Linked DNA regions of Mus musculus: all the other regions are linked to region 3. A link is a loop called in an ENCODE intact Hi-C map of the cell type or tissue named here. Cell type or tissue: gastrocnemius. All regions are shown on one strand.

The links. A loop is a pair of places that touch in the nucleus more often than their neighbours do. Peaks named below come from ENCODE experiments on the same cell type or tissue, not always from the same donor. Only the 100,000 strongest peaks of a DNase experiment are listed, where the experiment ranks them.
Region 1: it touches region 3 in a loop (9-fold over the local background); 38 of 42 quality-filtered maps call a loop at or near these places.
Region 2: a loop joins it to region 3, with 2.0 times the contacts of the local background. A loop is called at or near these places in 9 of 42 quality-filtered maps.

Annotation. Positions count from the first base shown.
Region 1 is chr9:106,302,277-106,310,276 of GRCm38, forward strand. Poc1a (POC1 centriolar protein A) reads left to right here. Exons shown (of 11, transcript NM_027354.2): 8 at 2,989-3,057; 9 at 5,665-5,757. Among named protein-coding and RNA genes, the nearest start is that of Poc1a, 25 kb to the left of the region's middle. In gastrocnemius, CTCF peaks have their summits at 4,638 and 4,865 (motif pointing right); DNase peaks (open chromatin) are centred at 788, 3,158 and 4,623; H3K4me3 peaks cover 254 bases; H3K27ac peaks cover 1,848 bases.
Region 2 is chr9:106,212,209-106,220,208 of GRCm38, forward strand. It overlaps Twf2 (twinfilin actin binding protein 2), which reads left to right. Exons shown (of 9, transcript NM_011876.3): 4 at 48-143; 5 at 524-628; 6 at 730-855; 7 at 1,893-2,043; 8 at 2,148-2,269; 9 at 2,620-3,179. The coding sequence ends at 2,787. Among named protein-coding and RNA genes, the nearest start is that of Tlr9, 6.4 kb to the right of the region's middle. In gastrocnemius, a CTCF peak has its summit at 3,691 (motif pointing right); a DNase peak (open chromatin) is centred at 533; H3K4me3 peaks cover 261 bases; H3K27ac peaks cover 348 bases.
Region 3 is chr9:106,417,457-106,425,456 of GRCm38, forward strand. Gm33616 (a long non-coding RNA gene) reads right to left here and starts at 4,048. Exons shown (of 3, transcript XR_001779299.2): 1 at 3,830-4,048; 2 at 324-481. In gastrocnemius, CTCF peaks have their summits at 999 (motif pointing left) and 4,554 (motif pointing left); DNase peaks (open chromatin) are centred at 1,052 and 4,530; H3K4me3 peaks cover 1,311 bases; H3K27ac peaks cover 1,310 bases.

The DNA.
Region 1 (8,000 bases), 120 kb before region 3:
AGAAGATTCATTCACTTCCAAATAACTGACTGCCTGAAGAAGAGCTTGAGTCAAAACTGGCAATTTGGGAGGGCACGTCTGTGAGCGCATTACAGACTAGGAACTTGCGGGATCTGGCGAAGGTGGAGTCACAGACAAGTGTATTGAAGATGAAGGATGATTGAGAATGACCGAGGAGCTGGTGCTGGGGGCTCTACAAGGAATCCTGAGAAAGAGGCCTTTTCTGGCCCAGCCTTTGAGGAGCAGCGAGCAGTCAAGTAGGTAGAACATTGCTGAAGAAGGGAGGAAAGAGCCTGGCAAGGTGAGCAGAGGTCAGGCAGAGGTCAGCAACAGAGCCTGGTCTGCGAAGTCAGTCTGAAGTACATCATCATGTGATCTCGTCATCAAGCAAACATTGCGGCCTGCACTTGACAAACAGAGGTGGCCACAATGGCCCGGTGATGCAGTCTGAGGAGCACAGGCTGCACTCAGCGCCAAGGCTGCTTCCTAGGGCTCTGGACAAGCTAACAAGACACTGGAGGAATGCTGTTCTTTCTAGGGGTGCAGAGGGTCCTGGTTGCAGGCGTCTTGCAGTTCTCTTAGTAGACAGGTGCTGCTGGGGAGGAGTGTGGGCCTCACAGAGCCTCCTGGCTGCGGGTGCATCCCTGAAGTGCAGCACCTGGCCTCTCGCCCTGACCCCTATAAGCGGGGTGCGTTCTCCAGTGAGCACTGCTGTTGCTGCCGCCATCTTGTCCCCAGCCTGGCATCTGGTGGTGGAGTGATGACAGGCAAGGGGAGTGGGCCACCCGTGTGCGTGTGCTGGCTGCATGCTGACCCCTCCTGGCGCTCTTCCCATGAGCTCTGGATGGGCAGAGGGGCTGGTCTGCCTTTGATGAGCTCTGGATGGGTGGAGGGGCCGGTCTGCTTTTGAAACCCTGTGCTCTGGTTTCTTCCTGTTTCTTTCTTACCACTTTGGGTTTTCCCCCCTCACAATGAAGAAGCATTTTGTTGTCTTATTTATTTATTTATTTATTTATTTATTTATTTATTTATTTATTTATTTATTTATTTATTTATTTATTTTACTCTACCACTGCCATACATTCATTAAAAACTTCCAAATATGAAATGGCCACGATGGGAAGAATCAGATAGACATTCTTGGAAAGTGTATCACCTCTCTCCGTCAGGCTTGTAACCCCTTGTCACCTGTCCACTGGAAGGGACACTCCCCAGCTCCACTCTCTGCACGTACAGCCAGTGTTACTCAGAAATGGAGTCACATGGACCAGGAGGCCTTGCACCTGGTATTTGATACTCACTGTTCACGGATGTGAGTGGGCAGTGTTCCCTATCAGTAAAAGTGGGTCTGTGTTATCTTAGTTGACCGTAGCTTAGAATTCCTGGGGCTGCCAGGGATAGGGTACACCGGAGCCTGTGGCTCCACTTGTGTGGAGAGGGGGGTGACAGGTAGGTGTTGGCTTTGTATTGTATCCACTTGGGCTTTGTTTCCCCCAGCTTGCAGTAGCAAAGGCACACACCGTCCTCTGGGGATGAGATGGGTTAGTGCAGGTGCAGAGCTCTGAGCCATCGCTAGCTGATGTGGGACTCTTTCTGTCTCTCACTCCATTCTGAACACCTCTGAGAGAAAGAACTAGAAATGGAAGTGTGAGCAGGCATGTACCCTCTTGTCTCTGCTCAACCTGCCTGTCTCCTGGGCGAGGAGAAGCTGCTCATGGCTGTGAGGTCTCTTCCCAACCTAAGCTATGCTGACTGCAGGGAGTCTCCCTAGCTTCCCCTAGTCTCTAGCCCAGACTATGCTGCTAAAGGTCTCTGCTGTGGGCAGGTCTTTTCTCTGTGTAGCCTTGACCGTCCTGGAACTCACTCTGTAGACCAGGCTAGCCTCAAACTCAGAAATCCACCTCCTGCCCCTGCCTCCCAAGTGCTGGGATTAAAAGAGTGCGCCACCACTGCCCGGCGTGGGCAATTCTTGTTACACTCTGGTGGTCTAGAGGAGCTGAGATGACCTTTGTGACAGATGTAGGAGACGACCTTTGACCTGGTTTTGCCTGCAGCATGCCAGGCACTTGCCATGGGAAATGTGACGCTGGAGGTTGACGTGTAAAGGTTGCGTCTGCGGCTGTGACCAGCTCCTTGCTTGGCTTATCTTTCTGGAATGGATTCCAGGCATATGGGGAGGAATGGTCTTTCTCTATTAGAACGTGATGCTCCTCCCTTCAACCCAACCTGGGCGTGCTTGTCGGAGAGTGCTGCTGAGTATGTACTTGCCACTCCCCTTTAGATGGTCGCTCTGACCGTCAGTCCCTAGGAAGCCAGAGCAGCACATCACCCAATGTTAGGCCCAAACTTAAGGAAAATGCATGTGCATTGCAGAGACATTGGTGTCATTTGGTCCACTACCCAGGCACCTTCAGGGTTTCCCTCTTCAGCCCCCTTCTTGTTGTTCATACCCCTGACTTTGCCTTGTTCATTCGAGCCACTGGCTCCTCCTTGGGGCTCCCATTTCTCTGGGCTGCAGCAGGGCAGTGTTAGGCTTACACCAGAGAGGTGAGTGCTGATCTCAGCTGTGAATCTCACAGGGGAAGCTATGGAAACGATGCCAGCCAGGCCAGACTGCCAGGGTGGGTGTCCCGCTCTCCCCTCTGCCTGCCCTTGACCCCATAGCCTAGCCTCTAGTGAGATGTTTGGAGGCTGAGGCCCAAGCTGTGCTTCTTGTCCCTGAACACATGCAGGCTTCTGGGACAGAGGCTGAGGAGGATCGTGTGCTGAACGAGTGCCCAGGCCTTTGTCCCACTGCCACTGCCACTCAGGAACTGTGCAGTTAGACTCAGAGTGACCTTTTGGGAGGGTTTTAGGGTATATATTGAGTTAGGGTCTCATGTACCCCAGGCTGGCCTGGAATTGCTGATCTCCCCACCTCCACCTCCCGGCACTGGGATCACTGGTGTGCCACTATGTCCTGCTGACCTTTGCTCTTTGTTCTGCTAGGGGCCTGCTACCACCGTTGCCTTTTCAAGAACGGGGGAGTATTTCGCTTCTGGAGGCTCCGATGAGCAGGTAAGAAAGAATGGCCTAAGGAATCCGAACCCCATAGGAGGCTGGAGGCTTTCAGCAACTGATGGAGTGTGGGTGGGGCCCCCAGGGCCCAGGTGTTGGCTGCTTCCCAGCAAGGCTCCCTCGGGGGTGACCTCATGGAAGTGTGTCAGACTGGAATGGGTTGGAAGGACTTTGAACTAATTATCATAGTGAAAAAGTTAGATTTTCAGGTTTTTTTTTTTTCCTGATTGCATAAACAGTGAAGAACTACTGGTTACTTACTGCAGATCTGGTAATATCGTCAGTGTGGCAAGGATTTCATAGCTCATTTAGTTCTCCTGAGTCCTGTGGGGCGAGTCTTCCTATTTTATTCTTATAGATGAGAAAACAGTCCTAGCTGGTGGCAGGGCAGCATGGGCCCTAAGCCCATCTGACTGCTGGGCCTCCTATCCCAGGAGCCTCTGCTCCATTCTCTGCTGCCTTTTCCTTCCCAGCTCACTGCCCATCTAAAGGGTCAGCGTTTTCTGTATCCTTAGCTGAAGAGAGGAAGTCCTGTCCACCTCATCACCAGTTGCACTGAGGCTTCATCCTGTCACTCCTGTGCCTCTTTGCCCAGACTGCTAAATACCACACGGGCTTATCTGCTGGGGGAGGGAAGTACGCTGACCTTGGTGCCTAGCTCAGAGCCTGGCCCAGGAAAGGTGTGGAGCACTGAGGGATGCACCCGTCAACAGTCTCCCAGAGCATACACAGGCCCCTTTGTCCGAGCACAGTGGAGGAAAGAGTAGTGGCCACCAACACGCTTGATCTGGTGGGCTGCCGAGGATGTTCATCCTCTGGGTGCTCAGCCTAGACAAGTCCTGTTGGCCTTCCGTAAGTCCCAGCTACAGTAAAATGTATTGATTTTCCAGTAAAGCAGAGGTTAACTAAAGGCTCTTTGTCCACAGCCTACATAAGAGCCAGCTTGTATCTTCCCACTCCATCACTAGGTCTTAGCTATCAGCCAAAGAGGAGGAAGGCCATGGAAAGCCTCGAGCCTCCAGTGAGTTTACAAGCAGAGCTGTATGGCGGACGCTCGAGTTGACTGGGTAGTAGATGTGCATGCTAAAAGCCAGGGTAAAACAGAGTCACCGACACAAGAAGCTGGCTGTGGTTTTCCTCAGACAGCGAGGCTGCCAATTCCTCACCTTTTTACAGTTTGTTCTTGTTTTTCTGGGGTGACATTGGTGTTATGTCTACCTTCGTGCTGGCCACTCTGTTGTTGGTAATGTTAGGTCTCCACAGTTATGTAAGGATCTTGTCCATGTGGCATGTGTATGCCAACATTCAGTTTGTAAAATGGCAGATGAGGTACCCATCTGTATGCCCATCTCTCTGGGAGGTATGAACAGTGGTGGGTAACTGTGAGGAGCCTCTGGAGGAGTCATGTGCATTGCTGTGTCCCAGTGGGGTGGCATCTACATGTCACATCTTCTAGAGTGATAGAGTGGTGGCTCTTGTGTGACACCACTGTTGCCTGATTCCTCCTCTGATGGCCGAGCCACCCTCCCTAAAGAGAAGCCAGCAGCGCCCGGCTGCCATGGCTTCTAGCCACCACTAGGGAGTGCTCTTGCTTCCTGGCAGGGTGACTCTCCCAGCCTTTGTGATATGCTTTTAGGCATTATCCTCTTTTGGAAGACAGTGTGGTTAGTTATTTATTTGAGACTTTTTTTGACATTTATTTTTGTATCTTTAGCTTTCTTTTAGAAATGAGAATAGGTGTTCCTTGCCTCTATGTGTGCCTGTGTATCATATTTATGCAGTGCCTGTGAAGGCCAGAAGAGGCCGTCGGATCCCCTGGTACTAGAGTTACAGAGGTTATAGTAGCTATGTTGGAATCAAACTTATCTGTCTGTCTGTCTGTCTGTCTGTCTGTGTAGCTACGTTGACGTGGGATCTCACTCTTTAGTGCTGGGTGGTCTGTGGAGACCAACTTGGCCTTGAACACAGAGATTTGCCTGCTTTCGCCTCCAGTGCAGATGCTACCATACCTGGCTAAGAGTGGTTTTTTTCTTATTGTTAAACTTATTGGGCTTAAAATAATAAGTGTGTTACTGTCCATTCCATGATGCCAGTGACTGTGTCCCATTGTGTCCTGTGAGCCTCCTAGCAGCTCTGGGAGGTGGGAGCTGGGATCTTTTCACAGAAGAGGGCACAAGACAAATGCTGAATCCCTCTCCTAAGGCCTCACAGTAAGGGGCTGGAGTCAGGCCATTTGTCCAATAGTGTGGTCTGGAGTTTATCTTCATGACTTCATGACTTCACAGAGTGTCATGGGCAAGCCACTACCCTCAAGCCTTCCTTTCCAGGTCGACATGATAAACAAGGAAAGGAAACAAAGGGATTTAATAGTGATTCTGACATTGAGACGTCTATGGCACTTGGGTAGAGGGACAAACAGGTGCTAAGATCTAATCGTGCTACATGGTGATACCCCATCCTGGTGCCAAATGTCCCCAGAGACTCCTCATCAGGGATATGGGGCAGGGCCCAGAGTTGAATTGGCATTATCAGGTGGGAGCCACTACTGCTGAGAACTTTGGGGTTAATTCAATTACCTCTCTCACCTCTGCCTGTTGCTCTTGGCAGGTGATGGTCTGGAAGAGTAACTTTGACATTGTTGATTATGGAGACATGAAGGCACGGAGGCCCCCACCCCTAACCAGCTCTTCTGGAACTCTGGTAAGTGGTTTGGCAGTTAGGTCTTGAGCCATGTGACTCTGAGATAGTCACAGTGATCAGCACAAGGCTTGGAGATGAGGGGGCCTGGAGGCTTCTCTGTCACGAGAAAGGAACCCTGGTATGGTCTACCAAATAACACTTTGAGCCTTGGTGCCAACCCAGAATGAACAAAGGAGACATAAAGGCAGCAGAACAATTTTAGGGTACAGGATGCTGGCCCTTTTGGTGGGGGTACTGTCATGGCATGCGCTGCTGCTGGAGTAGGCCAAGGCACACAAGGACCTGTCCCATGCCAGGCCTTCCTTCGATCACAGGACCCACGTACATGGTTCCTAGAGGGCTCAGCTGGGACGGGCGGATGGGAAAGACCCTGGTTTGGTTAGTCTCACTTCTTTTTTCTTTTTCCCCTTAAACCATGGAGAGGAAGTTCATTAGCCACAACCATTTTTAGTACCTTTGTTGGTAAAAGGACATTCAGTATTCCTGAGTAAAAAGAATCTTTAATTTTGTAAAATAAATAACTGGGTGAAAAATGATAGCTGATAAAGGCTCATTAGATAAACCTATCACTTATTTCAACTTTGGTTGAAACCCCAAGGCTTTAAGCTTCTGTGGCCATGGACTATGTACCCTCTCTTCCCCCTGGGCCAGAGAAGCACTGTGGCCTCCTGGGCAGGAGGAAGCTGGCCTGAGCAACAGGAAGCGGCTCGCCCAAACCCCCAGCAAGTCAAGGCTGGAACTCAGAATAGAACCAGGAAGCCTCCTGGTCTGTCCTGGGCTTGCAGTGGCTGAATCTCTCCTACCACATGCCCAGTCTGCACTAGAACTGCCTCTGGAGTAGCCCACATTGTGCCTACAGTCTTCTCCCCAAGGATCTCTCCCTTGACTAGCCACCATGGCTGGAGGCTTTGTTTCTGTTCCGTGTTTGAGCTATGGGCTGTTTGGGGCTCTCTGGGTCGCCCCAGTGTTCTCCTTGCTGCCGATCCCTTTTCTGCCTAGAAAGCACTTTGAATGGTGAGGCTGGGGTCCTGTGTGGATCCTGCCCTCTATCCTGCAGCTCCCTGACTGTTGGGCACTTACAGGGAGACCAGCACTGCTGGGCCTTTCCATGCGCTCACTGCCTGCAGAGCGAGTGGGCGGTTCTTGCCCTAGTTCTCAGGTGAGACTCTGAGCTGGAACCATGCTGTCCTCTGAGCAAGGCTAAGTAATCATGCAGGTGGCTGCTGGTGGCAGGGGCTGCTTGACAGCTGTTCTCATCCTAGGAAGCTACTGCTGTCTGCCTCAGGGGGATGGTTAGCATCAGGAGGAAGAAAAATTGACATTACTACTATTTTATTATTATTAAAAAGAGTTTCATGCAAGCATTGAGCGTATTTCTCCTGCCCCCTGCCCTCTCCACTCTCTTCCTCCCACTCTTGGTCACTATCTTTGCCCCTACAGTTTAACTTGTACTTTCATGTTATATGTATATACACAGTTTATGAATTTATAGTAAATATAAGAACCGCAAAGGAGAGAAAACATTTGGGATTGGCCTTTCTGAGACTGCCTTGATTTATTTAATCCAGACAACTCTGATTGCACCAATTTGCCTGCAAACAACATAGCTTTGTTCTTTTTGTAATTTAGCTGTTGTGAGTAAGGCTGCAGGTGTCTCTGGGCTATGCGGACTTGGAGTGGCAGAGCTGGGCCACACAGTAGATCTGCTTTTAGTCGTTTAAGAAGCCTCCACTCTGAGTTCCACAGTGGCTGCTCGCTTACATTTCCACCAGGGAAGTACAAGTGGACATTTTGTCTCCATCCTTGCCAACATTTGTTGTTTGTTTCTTATTGTCAATTCTGACAGGACTGGGGTGGAATCTCATTGTAGTTTTGATGACTAGTGAGATTGCCTGTATTTTTTTTTTGTTATAGTTATTAGGAAACTAACTTGGACAAACTGCCTGTTGTCCCTCAGCCCCACTCAGAACGGGGAACACACCCGCCTTGTTTCCCAGAGCTTCAGGGCCTGAGAGTCTAGGGTGTAGTCACGTGGGTAGAGGAAGCCAGCATGACAGAATGGAGAACTGGAAGTGAAGGGCTCAACAGGACTCAAGGTAGCCAGTTGTCCCCAATCTGCTTTGAGGCCCATATCAGGACTATTGCTATAGTCTCACCAATAGGCAGCCCTACATGGGACTCAACAGGGGACAGGATATGAGTTCTGGTGTCATGGAGCTGCCTCTGAACCCTGCTGGGTAGTC
Region 2 (8,000 bases), 210 kb before region 3:
GGAGCAGCAGCTTGGCCCATAGGTCCTCACAGTTTGCCCCATCTCAGGTGCGGCTGAAGATGCTATATGCAGCCACACGCGCCACCGTGAAGAAGGAGTTTGGAGGCGGCCACATCAAGGATGAGCTCTTCGGGACAGTAAAGGTTAGTCAAGCCAGAATAAGGAATGGGGACCAGAGGGTGAGGCATTGTGTGAGGGTCACGGCAACTCAGTGCCAGGCTCAGGGTGATATAGGAGGGCCGGGCACAGGGATGTACCATACATAGCTGATACCGCGTTTGCCTGACATGCATAAAACCCTGGTTTGACTCTCAGTACTCCGGAAGTGGAGACAGCCGAGAGTGCTGGCAGTTCAGGGTCACTGTTGGCAGCTTATGTAGCTTGAGAGCTACATAAGATTCTGTCTCAAATAAAAGAAATGGGAGGATGGGGAGTCTAGCAGCTGCAGGCTGAGATGCACAGCAGGCTTCTGTCTGCCCGCCCGCCCAGGGTATCCACTCACACCTCTGCCCCTCCCCCACAGGATGACCTCTCCTTGGCTGGGTACCAGAAGCACCTGTCATCGTGTGCCGCACCTGCCCCACTGACTTCTGCCGAGAGAGAACTCCAGCAGATCCGAATCAATGAGGTGCGTGCCCGGGATGATGTGGGTTGGGAGATCCTAAACTTGGTAGGCTACAACCGCCTACGGATAGATAAAGGTTTTCTTCATGACTGCCCCACCCCCAGGTGAAGACTGAGATCAGCGTGGAAAGTAAACACCAGACGCTGCAGGGCCTGGCCTTCCCTCTGCAGCCTGAGGCCCAGAGGGCACTTCAGCAACTCAAACAGAAGACGGTCAACTATATCCAGCTGGTGGGTACACAGCCGTGCCCAGCACACACGAACTAGGCACTGTGGGCTCCTCCTGTTTCCTGGTTACACGTATTTGCAAGTGGGCACAGAGTCCTATCCCCGTCTCCTGGGCTGTTCTGCTAATCCACATTGTTCCTAGACTTGGGATGTTGTAGCTCAGTTGGTAGAGTGCTTGCCTGGTATACACCAGACTCTGTATTTGATTCTCAGCAGTAGCACAAAAAGCCGGGTGTGGTGGCACACACCTGTAATCTCTGTATTCTGGGGGCAGAGGCAAGAGGGTCAGAAACTCAAAAGTCATCCATACATAGCGTGTTCAAGGTCAACCTAATCTATACCAGACCCTGTTTCAATTTTTTCTTAAAAAAAAAAAATTGAAGCCATGCATGGTTGGGCATGCCTTTTAAGAGGCAGAAGCAGGAGGATCTTTGAGTTTGAGGCCAACCTGGTCTATAGAATGAGTTCCAGGACAGCCAGGACAACACAGAGAAATCCTGTCTTGGAAAAAAAAAAAAAAGATAATACTATTCTCTTCTCCTCTGCCTGCCCCCAGGTCTTAATCACAATAGATACCCTCTAAGCGTGTGGCCCTATACATCTTTACAACATATAGACACCATGGTTTACACTGGCCCTCAGGACTGACCCTGTCCTATCCCAGAGTTCCTCTGTAGCTCTTTTGAGTTTTCTCTTTCCCAGGTAGAGTCCTTCTGCCCCAGAATGCCTTTCCCTTCTCAACACTTTCCTGGGGCTTTGTCTCTTGACAGTCAACCTGTGGCAGTGCCTTGCTGAAGTCAAGGCCCCCCACGACACCTCAGACAGGGATCTCAGTGGGAGCTTCTTTTTTTTAGCAGAATCCTCAAAAGGGGCAGAGTTGGGGCTGGAGGGACTCTTTAGAATAAGCCCCGCAGTCTGATGAGGTCCAGCCTTGAGAAGGGGACCCTAGAGATGGGGACCCCAAACACTCTTACCCGCCCAACAATCCTGCTTCCTTATGGGTACACTGGCACCCTCATACCTCCCCTGCTCCTCCTCAGAAGCTGGACCTGGAACGGGAGACCATCGAGCTGGTACACACAGAACCCACAAATGTGGCCCAGCTGCCCTCACGGATTCCTCGAGATGCTGCCCGCTACCACTTCTTCCTATACAAGCATACTCATGAGGGTGATGCCCTTGAATCTGTGGGTGAGTAGCCATGACAGGGACTGGGCAGGGAGCAGCAATGACAAGCCACTGCTTGGGCCTGCTAGGGGAGGTCTGCAGGTACCTCACCACGTCATCCCCTCCAGTGTTCATCTACTCCATGCCCGGGTACAAGTGCAGCATCAAGGAGCGGATGCTCTACTCCAGCTGCAAGAGCCGCCTCCTTGACTCCGTAGAGCAAGACTTCCAGCTGGAGATAGCTAAGAAGGTACGGCCTGTTCCCAGGGTCCCAGCACTCTACTCTCCACTGGAGTCCTATGTTCTTGCAAGACTCACTGCTGCAGTATTGGATGGGTGGAAAGCCTAAGGCCCAGGGCAAACCAAGGCACACATAAGCCCAAGGCTTGACTGCCTTACCACCTCCTTTTCCTAGGTCTGGTGGGGATGGGGCTAGGAGAAGGTGACTCAGGCCAGTGGGGTAACAGACCCTGCATTGTAGATCCTGCGGTTACCTAAGAGAAGACAGATATCAAGAGTGACTCCAGAAGTGGGGTTTCCCTGAGAGTGGTATGTGTTGGGCCCTGGATATAGTGGTGACTTCTGTCTTGACCCATGCAGATTGAGATCGGCGATGGAGCAGAGCTGACAGCTGAGTTCCTCTATGACGAGGTACATCCCAAGCAACACGCGTTCAAGCAGGCGTTCGCCAAGCCCAAAGGCCCCGGGGGCAAGCGGGGCCACAAGCGCCTCATCCGGGGCCCCGGGGAGAACGGGGAAGACAGCTAGGTGTCTGGACTGGGAACAGGGCCGGGCACGTGGACTACAGGGTTGCCACTCTGCCACCCCTGGACTTCCTTCCTCCCCAGCCTGGGCTCTAAGGAATTGCTTTCCTGTGGGACAAGGAGGGCAGGTGGCTGACCATATCTGAGGGCCTGCCTCTGGACCAGCACTGTGTGACCTTGCCCTGTCACTGTCCCTGCCTCTCATCTGTGTGTACAGGGTGGCTGGCGAAACCCCACCTTGGCACAAACCTAGCCTCCAGAAAATTTCGTGCTGTGGTTGCAGCCCAGCCCAAAAGCCTTTGGCTACAGTGGGTGGGGACGGTTGGCAGGGGCCAGATGTCACAGGAAGGGATGGTTGAATGCTGTATTTTGTAAAGAATAAAATATTTTTAAATCAATACTGAGCCTGGGTGCCTTTCCCCGTTCAGAGGGGGTCTGATGGACTCCTGGCCTCAGGTGTGTGGCATGCTTTGAGTGTAAGGACAGAAGCCCTACCCATGAGGTTATGAAGATCTGGGTGTCTCTGTTTCCTGTGGTTGATGTGACAAGTTACCACAAACTCAGCGGCTTAAAAAAGTGGTAGTTTGAGCCCAACCTGAGCAGCATAGCAAACAAACCCCTGTTTCAAAAACACAAAAGAAAACCTTGCAGATTTATTCTTAGAGATCTTGAGGCCATGGTGCACACAGCCGGCTCCTGGCAGAGTTAGCCGAGTTTTTACCTCTGGACTAAACCAGATTCCACTAGTCTTGGCTTCCCTGGGCTCGTGCCTCAATCTGGAGTCAGATTTTTCCATCTTTACTTTTTCTTCTTAATATTTTTGTGTTCTATCTCAAGACAGGTTTCCTTTTTTTTTTTTTAAAGATTTATTTATTTACTATGTATACAGTGTTCTGCCTCCATTTATGCCTATAAGCCAGAAGAGGGCACCAGACCTCATTACAGTGGTTGTGAGCCACCATGTGATTGCTGGGAATTGAACTCAGGATCTCTGGAAGAGCAGACAGTGCTCTTAACCTCTGAGCCATCTCTCCAGCTCGCAAGACAGGGTCTTGTTACATAACTGTGGCTGAGCTCAAACTCAAGGCAGTCCTCCTGTCTCAGCCTCCCCAATGCTGGATGTACCAATGTGCATCTCCATACCTGGCTTTGTCTCTGTTTTATTCATTTGTAGGGTGGATTTTTGAGACAGAATCTCATGGACTCCAGACTGGCCTCAAACTGCCTGTGTGGCTGAGGATAATCTTGAATCTCTATAGGTGTGTGCCACTGTGTCCGGTTTATGGAGTATCAGAGATCAAATCCAAAGCCTTGAAAAAAGCAGTGTACCAACTGAGCTACACCCACAGTCCCTGCATCTGCTTTGTAAGGGATATTTTGCCCTCCAAGCTTTCTGCCCCCATTTCCCCTGACAATAATGTAGGATTGGGGGAATCGGGAGATGGGTCCCTAAGAAGACATTTTTTGTTTAGTTGCATTTTTTTGTTGCTGGTTTTTGTTTTTCTGTTTTGTTTCTTGAAGCAGAATCTTACTATGTAGCCCCGGCTAGCCTGGAGCTTTGCTGTATAAACCAGGCTGGCCTCAAAATCATAGGGAGCCACCTGCTTCCTGCCTCCTAGGTGCTGGGATGAAAGGTGTGTGCGCTGCCCCTGGCTCCCACCTCCCTGGTAAGGGCCCTTCTAGCTGGGGTTTCACAACACCGAGGCACTGGGGGATGGTGGGTATTCTAGAGAGTGTATCTGGGGGTCTCCAGTCCTGTGTGTTCTTGACCACGTTGTCAGTGCCCTGTGCCCCTCTCCGGGCCTCTTTTCCTATTCCCAAGAAATGTAGCATCATGAGTGTATGTGAAGAGCTGATTCCCTGATCATGAGGAGTCCTTTAACCTCTGGGAAAGGGCCCACGTTTGATACTCAGCAGTAGCCAGGGGTGTAGTCTGTGCCTCTGAAGAGTGGTTGAAACACCTCCTGTCACAGCTGGAGAAACATTCAGCTGCTGGTTGGACACTGTCGTTTTTCCTAGCTCAGGACATTGTCCCATTGCAGGAGTCCCTTTTCAACCTCTATGAAAGCCCCTAGGATTATGGACAAAAAAGATGGGGCCCTGGTAAAGATCCACAAGAGACTCAGCCCAAATACTGGTTCTCAGGGGGGCAAGAAGGTTCTCACGCTGCTGAGTCAGCTAGATTATTGGTACCTTGGACCCTTCCTGCTATGAGATCCACTCCGCCGAGGGAGAGCCAGGAGACTGGTGTCGAACCCTGCCACTTTCGGGAGAATGGTCATTCATTCATTCATTCTCATTCATTCATTCATTCATTCATTCATTCATTCATTCATTCATTCATTCATTCGAATTTCACTCAAAGATAACCCAGACTGCCTATCCAAAGCCGAGTGCTGTGGGCAGTACATAGATTCAGCAGATACCGAGCAGCACTGCAGACACAGATGGAAGTTTTTATCCTCAAGAAACGAACATTTCAACAGGAGAGTAAGACAGTATACAACCAAGCAGGAAGGGTGGCTGATATAGAGTGGTAGCTGTTGAAAAATGCTATGCAAATTGAAAACCGGTCGGCCACAGTGCTCAGGAGAGCCAGATCTGGGCTGGTCGGCCACAGTGCTCGGGAGAGCCAGATCTAGGCTGGCAGGTTTATTTACTTCTGTCTATATTTCTTTTTTCTTTTTTTAAAAAAAGATTTATTTTATTATTATATCTAAGTACACTGTAGCTGTCTTCAGACACACCAGAAGAGGGCATCAGATCTTATTAAGGATGGTTGTGAGCCACCATGTGGTTGCTGGGATTTGAACTCATGACCTTTGGAAGAGCAGTCAGTGCTCTTACCCGCTGAGCCATCTCTCCAGCCCCCTGTCTATATTTCTTTTGAGTCAGGGTTTCCCTATGTAGTCCAGGCAGGCCTTGAACTCTGTTCTCCTACATCATCCTCGATGGAAGGATGGGTGTGGAGCTCAGCTGGGAGGTTCATCAGAGGGTCAGGAAAAGCCCCCACGGAGCGAGGGTGATGTGTGTAAAGGCAGAAGGCAAACTGGATCACGTGGGGGATTGTGACTTTCCTTCTACCGAGAGGCTGCTGACCACTGGCCTCAAGGACAAAGGAAGCAGGAGGGGAAGGGAGGGCTCAGATGTCGGGGATACACTGAGCAGATTGACGTCCAGGATCAGCGTCAGTGAGACAGCTCAGCTTTGTTGGGGTGAGCAAGGGTTATATAATCTTGAGGAGCGGGTAGGAATTTTCAGGGTGAATATACATTATTGGCTACAGTGGAGGTACCTCATTTACATAAAGAGGAGTTCCAAGCACCTGTGGGTGGGTTCTTTCTGGAGAGAGGAAATTGAACCTGTAAGTTGGCCACAGGCTACCCGACTTTCCTCAGAGGTTTCTTGGGGTTACAGGTGGGGAGGATTGATTGGTTATACACAGTACCTACTTATCATACGGTGGGAAGGGCTGAGGGGTGTTATGTGATGCAGTACTGGGGAGAAGTGGAAGGACAGAGCACACAGAGCCACTGCATGGACAGTGACTAGGACTCGGGATAGTTATGGAAGGATCTGTGTTGCAGGATATTTGATCACACTGTGAACCCCAAGATTGTGAGCAAAACAAAACAAAACAAAAAACAAAAACCTGTTTCTAGTTGTGGTGTGGCCCAGTCCTTAGCACATTCTTTAATCCCTCTAGCTGAGATTCAGACACACCCTTAGTACACACCTTTACACAAATAATGAAGGTAAAATAGTTTGTAGAAGGAAGCACCCATGTTTGAAAGTGATGGCTAATTGAGTGGCAGACAAAGTGATGAATCAGAGAAAGAGTTGACAGACTAGGATAGGCCCAACTCTCAGGAGAAGAGAGAGGAAAGGGAAGCTACATACGAGAGAAAGCATCAGAGAGAAAGGGGGAGGCAGTTTTATGGGGAGAATTTTACAGAGACAGAACATTAAAGACAGAACGATCCAGAGAATGAGAAGGAGCCAGAAGATTAGAACATATTGCCAAAGTTCGTTTAAAGCCAAGCAGAGCATCTCAATCAGAAATTGAGAGAAGCTAGATCGAATGAGCTTGGAGAGGAGTTTGAGCCAGAACAGCTGAGTTGAGTCAGCCAGCCAGCTCTCAGAAAGAACTAGAAGGGGTGAGCTTATTCAGCAGCAAGTCTCAGAGGCTGAAAACATTTTAGACCTAGACAAGAAGATTGTAAAGAGGCTAGAAGCTTCCGGGACTAGGCCTAGGTTAGCAGATGGGCAGGCAGTAAATCCTCTAAGCCAACAATTAATAGAGTAGAATAAAGTTACTTTTATAGATCTGGGCAAAGGAGGGACCCAGAATGAAAGTATTTGAACAGAGGCTACTGGAGAGATGACTCAGCAGTTAAGAGCACTGGCTGCTTTCCCAAAAGACCTGGGTTCAATTCCCAGCAACTACATGGCGGCTCACAGCTGTGTGTGCCAGTTGCAGGGGATCTGGCATGCTCTTCTGACTGCCTCAGATACCAGGTAAGCAAGAGGTACTTAGACATACATGCAGGCAACACACACGTATGCACACACACATATGTATTTCCATATATTTGTGCACCTATATGGAGAGAGTGTGTCTTAGTTAGGGTTTTACTGCTGTGAACTAACACCATGACCAAGGCAACCCTTATAAGGACAATATTTAATTGGGGCTGACTTACAGGTTCAGAGGTTCAGTCCATAATCATCAAGACAGGAGCATGGCATCATCTAGGCAGGCATGGTGCAGAGGAGCTGAGAGTTCTACATCTGAAGGCTGCTAGTGGAAGACTGACTTCCAGACAACTAGGATGAAAGTCTTAAAGCCCATGCCCACAGGGCCATAGCTTCTAATAGTGCCACTCCCTGGGCCAAGCATATACAAACCATCACAGAGAGAGAGAAAGGTTTGAACAAGCCTTTCCAGGGGCTCAATATGGACAGGCTGCAGGGGACTTGAGCAGGACGTGTGTGTGTGTGTGGGGGGGAGTCTAGATTAGAGATGATGTCAGCTCAGGCAGCAGGTGGATAGGCAGGTTGTGAGCAGTGGGCAGTTTCTAAAGGGACAGAATCAGGGCTTAATGTCTCTCCAGGGTCTCTGGGGCTTTGAGCTTGAAGAACCAGCTCTAGTCACCAGGGCCAAAGGAGAAGGTGACAGCCAAGTAGGTCAGCGTTGGGTAGCACTTACCTCCAAGG
Region 3 (8,000 bases):
GGAGCACCCAAGGGTGCTCCATGGAGGCTAGTTAGGATGTTGATTTCCCTGCTCCTGCTTCAACATCTTCATTCCAGTCTACCCTGGAGTGCTTCAGTGCCCCACCCCCTTTCCAGGTGACTACCAGGTTGCCCTCTTGCTGAGTTGCCTTGGGGCTTGCCTTCAGGCCAGCTGTGTTCCCTCTCCCTGATGTGTCCCAGTGGCCCTGGTATATGGAGCTGGGGATGGCTCTGATAACATCATTGCAGGTAGTGGAGTCTCTGTGCCTACCTTATACCACACATGTCCCAGTCTTCAGACACCACTGTCTACCCTCTACAAACCTGTGGGTTCCCCAGCCGTTTTCCAGAGGACTCCAGCTCTGAAGGGTGGTCACAGGGTAGCCCCTTCAACTGGCAGAAGAGCCTGACGCACTATAGACAGGTGAGACAATGGCTTGCACAGTGGGGACGGAGTCCGCCGCTTGGTTTCATAGTCGCACCTAATTTTCAGACAAGGATGCTGGGGTTCAGTGTCTCACACAAGGAACTTAAGTCCAGATGCAGGCCTCTGCCTGATGCCTGGTAGACCTGCATTCCAGGCAAAAAGCCAGAGTGCATGGGGGGGTGGGGGGGGGGCTCTTGTCCAAACAGACTATGCAGTTGCAAAGAGTCCCCATGCCACACCTCAGCCAGGCCTGTCACCCCAATACAAATGAGCAGGGGTGATAGCTAACTGCCTCCAGCCCTATTCCAGAAGCCCAGCCCCCGAAGCGTAGGCCTGGAGGCTAGAGGGAAATGAGAAGGGACCCCGCTCCCTTCTGCAGACTGCACCCTTTCCCACCTGCCAGCACGCACTCTTCTCGGCTTCCTTTCAGGGAACCCCCTCCTGGCTGCTGCCACATTCCCTACAATGCCGCCCCCGCACCCCCTGGCCCCTCCTCTGCGCCAGGGTGGGAGCCGCAGCGATTCAAGTTATTTTTAGCCATACTGCCTCCTTCAGGAGATTCAAGTCAAGGGGAAGCCGCCCCCGCGCCTCCAGGAGCTGCTTGCGGAAAGCGACCGATTAAAACCAGTGCTGCGCGGGCTGGGTGCCAGGCGGGAGGCAGTCGGTGAGACAGTCCTCTCTCGCGCTGGCTCCCAGTGCTGCTGTGCGTTGCTAAGAGTGCCGGGGTCCCCATATGCCCTTTGTTGCCACCTCTCAGCCTCTGGCCTTCAGCCCAATCCACCGGTCCTCCTCCAGCCTCCACCCCAGCCCACACCCTTATCCCAAATCAAGAGGACTGGCAGTCTCTCCTCCCATCAGGGGAGATCTGGGGGTAGGGCAGAGGAGCCTATATTTTGCCTTGTCTGGGTTTCTGCTCCATCAATCTATCTATCCATCCATCCATCCATTCACCCATCCATTCCCCCACCTTCCTTCCTTCATTCCTTCCTCCTCTTCTTCCCTTTTTCTTCTCCCTCTCCTTCTTTTCTCTCTTCTCTTTTGCCCAGTCTGTATCAAACGTACTGATAGCCTAGATTCTGTGACTTCTGGTCTTTCCGTATCTCCTGAGCACAGTGGAGTTACAGGTACATAACACCATGTAGGGCTCAAGTCACCCTTTGTCTTTTGGGTGAACTATCAGAAAGGATGAGAAGGCGCTGACTCTGGCTGCCAGCTCCTGGTCTTGAAGAGTTACCAAGAGGCAGAGGCCAAAGTAACTGTCAAGCATAAGGGACAGGGATTAACCAGGGTTAGAGAGCACCCGTGTGAGCAAGTCACTGAGTCAGGGTCCTGAAGATGCTTGGAATGAGTTGATCCTGAGACCTCACCACAAGCCCCCACAGTGGGGTCAGATATTTGCTACTGGAGAAGGATGCTGGCAATGTGAGAGTGCATGAGAATGCATAGAATTTCCTAATGACAGGAATGGGGGGGAGGACATCTTGGGGATGAGAGGACTCTACATCTCCCAGCTGCCACTGCTGCCTTGGCTCGCTCTACCTGATTGCCATTTACAGAGAAGGCATCAACTTCCTTCCTCAAGCTGTCCTTAGAGTTCAAGCCCAGGAGAGTGTCCAGGAGTAGTTTGATGGGGGAGAAAAAGTTCAGTTCGCTTTCCTGAACTTCAGTCTTAATTGCATTATAGAATAATCAAAAAGTCCCAGTGAGTGTAGCAAGGTCCGATCATAACCATGCAAAGCTTCCCAGAGAAACACACACACACACACACACACACACACACACACACACACACACACTGCCAGCTTTCTAGAGTTTCAAAAATGCAGTAACGGATTGAAGAAGTCTGGATCAGCTGGGAGGACTGTAGGGAGCACCTGGCCTTTGTTCTGTCCACCCTGCTACGCCTTCCTCCCTCTGTCTGACTCCACAGACCTGCCTTTTCACAAGGGGGCTCCCAGGCCTCTTCTCCATCTCCTGCTCCCTCTCTGCCCGACCTCTCCACTCTGGGTGCCCTGTTCCACAGCCTCCAGCCACTTGGTGATGGTAGTAGTGCTTTGCCAGTCAGACATGAGTTTGGGACTTAAGCCTTACAAATCTGCCAGGTGGCACCTGAGGGTCCCTTTGTACCTACAGTGTCACAAGAATTTCCCCAGCTTGAGGCAAGTGGGAAGGTTTAGCATTCCCTGGATAGTTGGTTGAGTGTCCTACCCAGTGCTGGGATGGGAGTCCCAGCGCTCACTGCCACATCCCCTTTTTTAGGGGACACATGAGGAGTTCAGGGGCATCCCTGCAGATCTCCCGCTAATCAGCCTCTAGAACTACCTCCTTCCCTGTCTCATCTTCCCCACCTATAAGGCCTGTTTTTTTTTTAAATGTATATATACACACACACATATATATATATGTGTGTGTGTGTGTGTATGTGTATATATATATATATATATATGTATATATACATATACATATAAAATATATGCTATTGCTTTCTTCAGACACACCGGAAGAGGGCATAGGATCCCATTACAGATGGTTGTGTTGTGAGCCACCATGTGGTTGCTGGGAATTGAACTCAGGACATTTGGAAGACCAGCCAGTGCTCTTAGCTGCTGAGCTGTTGATCTTCAGGCCCCTGCTTCGGATCGGTTTCCTAAATTTGGCAAGGGAGGCTCCCGAGTCACAGCCTCAGGCAAGAGGGCTGGAGCTCAGAGAGTTGAAGCTTTTAGTCTTTGGGCCTTGATAGTCCCATCATCCATTCAGAGGAATTCTTTGAAAGGTCACATCATCCTGCCCTCTCTCCCCTTCCAAGAGCCTTCCAGATGATCCCCAGGGAGGGGAGGTCCAGGGAGGCAGTCAAAGCTTTAACCCCAGGGCTGCTTGGTGAACAGAGTCCTCCCTCTCCTACCCCCCCCCCGGGGGCCCCTCTTTAGCCTGGGCTAGGGAGGTGGATGGAGGGGGGGAGAAGATGAGATGGGAATCCAGACAAGAAGGGGTTACAGGAGAAAGGGGAACTGGAAGGGGGTTGTGGTTGTCAAGGCAACGGCATTGCTGGGGTCAGTGGAGGCTGCTGGGGAGGGAAAGGAGAGGGGTGTCCCTCTCAGCTTGCAGCTTCAGAGCTTCAGTCTTCCTGTCCTGACACTCTTTGTTTTAAAAAAAAAAAAAGAGTCGCCTTACCCTCCTTTTGTGTCTGGAGGTGGGAGAGGGGAGCCACTTCGGGGATTTGCCCTGTCTTGCTGAGCTCACCTCATCCATCCATTCCTCCCCTCCCGCCCTCCCCTCTGCTCAGTTTCTAACTCTGAGCGAGCTTGGTTCTCACCTGCCAGCCCATCTTCCCAGAGCAACAACCCAGCCCTGACTTGAGCTGGTGGGAGCCTGTCCCCCTCCCCCGGACACACATAACACATACCTCCTTTATGGGCCCGCTGAAGGTTGCAAGGAGAGTCGGAGCAGAAAAGCCACCCCTACTCCAGACTCCTGACATTCCAAGTAAATCATTGGTCAGAGAAGCCAGGGACTTTTATGTCACCTGGATGTCATTGGTATTCTTGCATGGCCTCAAGGAAAACAAACCCCTGGATCCTAGTGTGTACCTAGACCATAAGCTCTCCAGAAGGACCCTGTTTACCCCGCCGTGATGTGGGTGCCCAGGGCATCAGGTTGACCCCAGCCGCTGTGCTACATCTAGAGCCGACCCTCAGCCTCTAGCCTGGGTGCTGGACAGCTTCCTGCTCATTCAGTGTTGGGTGCTGCCAACCGAGGTTCAGTGAGGGGAAATGCTCTTCTAGCCCGTGGAAGTCAGAATTTAAACGTAAGTATTGAAGTCTGTCCCTTTAACCACTGGAAGACTTGGCTTTGGGAAACCTGAAAGTGGCCCAGAGCTGTGCCCAGCGCTGCCCAGGGATTGGCCTTTTCTTCTCCGGGGAAAGATATAGGAGTCGTTAGTCCAGGGTGATCGGAACCAACCTAAAGTCCTCAGGCTGTATCTGCAGATCTGTCTGTCAGAAGGGAATCTGCTGGCTGCTGGGTGGATGGGTGTGGGATCTTCCCAAGGGAGGGAGCAGAGCTGCCATTAGTTGGCCTGCTTGCCCGCTGCAGCTGAACTTCGTCTATGATCCCATACTGCCCCCTTGTGGACAATCTCACATTCCCCACGTGGAATACCTTAGTCCTAGAGGGGCAATCAACTTGGAGCTAAAGGTGGTCTGTTAGGACCTAGCAATATACTGGGCTACACCTCCCACTTCTACTGGAACTAACAGAGCCTGAACCTGGGATAATGTTTCACACAGCACATCTTTCCCCGAGAGACTTTGAAAACCCTTGGCAGGAAGTAAATTTAAGAGCTGTATTTTTTTAACCCTTCATTCCCTGTTGTTTTGTTTGCCTCCAGTCTTCATGACTGTTAGCATATCTCTTGTATTAGGGCACTCACTATATCTGTGAGCAGACAGTGGCTTGAAAACAATGGGAGTGGGGTGGGGTCAGGGTCTCTCCTACCCCAAGGTGACCTGGAATCCTTCATGCAGTCAAAGAGGACCTTGCATTTTTTCCCAATTTTTTATTAGGTATTTACTTCATTTACATTTCAAATGTTATCCTGAAAGCCCCCTATACCCTCCCCCCCCCATCCCTATCCATCCACTCCCACTTCTTGGTGTTTCCCCTGTACTTGGGCATATAAAGTTTGCAAGACCAAGGGGCCTCTCTTCTCAATGATGGCCGGACTAGGACATCTTCTGCTACATATGCAGCTAGAGACACAAGCTCTGGGGGTACTTGACAGCACACCTAAAAGCTCTAGAACAAAAGGAAGCAAATTCACTCAAGAGGAGTAGATGGCAGGAAAATAAGCAAACTCAGGGGAGAAATCAACCAAGAGGAAACAAAAAGAACTATTCAAAGAATCAACCAAACCAGGAGCTGGTTCTTTGAGAAAATCAACAAGATAGATAAACCCTTAGCCAGACTCACTAGAGGGCACAGGGACAGCATCCTAATTAGCAAAATCAGGAATGAAAAGGGAGACATAACAACAGATCCTGAAGAAATCCAAAACACCATCAGATCCTTCTACAAAAGGCTGTACTCAACAAAACTGGAAAGCCTGGATGAAATGGACAAATTTCTAGACAGATACCAGGTACCAAAGTTAAATCAGGATCAGATTAATGACCTAAACAGTCCTATATCCCCTAAAGAAATAGAAGCAGTCATTAATAATCTCCCAACCAAAAAAAAGACCTTGCATTTTTAAAATGTGTGCATTTAATTCTTCAACCTTATGTCAGGTCCCCACATACACACAGTACTATGAAACATGCTGCTAACATGTTACTTTGCTGAGCTGGCTCCTCTGAATCTCACTTAGATTGAGGTGTGGATCTGAAAAGGCCAAAGAAGGCTGGATGGTTTAGAAAGACGGCACGAGGAGGATTGTTCAGTCCGAGTTTGTCTTGGACTTGTTGCACCTTGCTTTAATCCCTCTCTGTCTTACGTCAAAGATGAGACAAACAGACCCCTGCGCTGCTGAGTTCAGCGTGAAGACTATATAGTTCAGAGAAAGGCAAGAGGCTCTTGTCAAGGACAAGACCTGACGCAGGCTGGAGTCAAGGCGAGAACCACTTCCTCAAAGGCAGTGCTGAGCAAGATGGCGCGCTCTTTAAAATCTCAGCCCTTGGGAGGCAGAGGCAGAGCTCTTGTGAGTTTGAGGTCAGTCTAGTCTAAATATTGAGTTCAAAGCCAGATGGGGCTACATAGACCCTGTCTCAAAAATACAAACAAGAGGGCTGGAGAGATGGTTAAGAGCACTGACTGCTCTTCCGAAGGTCCTGAGTTCAAATCCCAGCAACCACATGGTGGCTCACAACCATCCGTAATGAGATCTGACACCCTTTTCTGGTGCATCTGAAGACAGCTACAGTGTGCTTAGATATAATAATAAATAAATCTTTAAAAAAATACAAATAAACAAAAGAGGAAACCACAGAAGACACAGAGAGAATGGAAGGCCCTGGAGGAAGGGCAGTATTCTTCATTGCTGTCTCTGTGCCTGAAGCTCCTTCGGTATCTTAGAACAATTTACCGATGTATTTATATATTATAAATGGGAATAGAACTCTGCGGCCCCTGCATGTTCTAAGCCAGTGCTCTACCACTAACCTACACCATGCACTCCAGAATTGCCATGTGCATGTCTGGTACCTGCAGGAGTCAAGAGAGGTCATAGGATTCCCTGGAACTGGAATTACTGATGGTTGTAATGTCGGTGCTGGGAACAGGGTCTCTGCAAGAGCGGCAGGTGCCCTCTTTAACAGCTGAGCCAGCCCACCAGACCTGTTACAGAAAGTTTTCATGACAAAGATGTGGACACATTGTGACAAGATGTAACTTGTTGAATGACAAAAGGGTTCCCAGTAACATGTCCCTTATGAAGAAGATATACAGGAGTAGAGAATAAAAGAATAAACTGTTGTACTGTTGCTAGAAAGAAAACTATTCTTAGCTGGGCAGTGGTGGTGCACGCCTTTAATACCAGCACTTGGGAGGCAGAGGCAGGCAGATTTCTGAGTTCAAGGCCAGCTTGGTCTACAGAGTGAGTTCCAGGACAGCCAGGGCTACACAGAGAAACCCTGTCTTGAAAAAAAGAAAGAAAGAAAGAAAGAAAGAAAGAAAGAAAGAAAGAAAGAAAGAAAGAAAGAAAGAAAGAAAGAAAGAAAGATAAGATAATTTGGAGGTGTTGGTTCTCTCCTTTCACCACGGGATGTGGGGTTTGAACTCAGGTCGCTGGGCTTGTGCCGAGGGCTTTACCTGCCCATCTTAGCCTGGCCACTTTAAAGTCATCACAATTCCTGTGTTAAACTCCACCAAAACCTTTCATTTCTCCATTCCAACCTCTATTCTCACCATTTCTGGTGACAGTGGTTCCTGTTTGTGCTGGCTGTTTCTGAGTTCTTGATGTTCTGTTTGAAGAATTAAAGCCGAAGAGATGCTGGTCACCACCCTGGGCTTCTTTCTGTAGGCCCCAGAGTAGAAGTTGGTTGTTAGAAGTAGGATATAGGTTTTTTTTTTTTTTTTAAGATTTACTTATTTATGAGTACACCATAGCTGTCTTCAGATACACCAGAAGAGGGCATTAGATCCTGTTACAGATGGTTGCTGGGCATTGAACTCAGGACCTCTAGAAGAGCAATCAGTGCTCTTAATCACTGAGCCATCTCTCCAGCCCCTAGGTGCTTCTCTTTAAATATACTGATTAAAATAACAACAAACAATGCCGGGCGTGGTGGCGCATGCCTTTAATCCCAGCCCTCGGGAGGCAGAGGCAGGTGGATTTCTGAGTTCGAGGCCAGCCTGGTCTACAAAGTGAGTTCCAGGACAGTCAGGGCTGTACAGAGAAACCTTGTCTCGAAAAACCAAAACCAACCAGCCAAACAAACAAAGGGGCTGGACTTGGTGGTGCACACCTTTAATCCCAGCACTCAGAGTCAGAGGCAGACAGATCTCTGAGTTTAAGGCCACCCTGGTCTACAGGATGAGTTCCAGGACAGCCAGGGCTATACAGAGAAACCCTGTTTTGG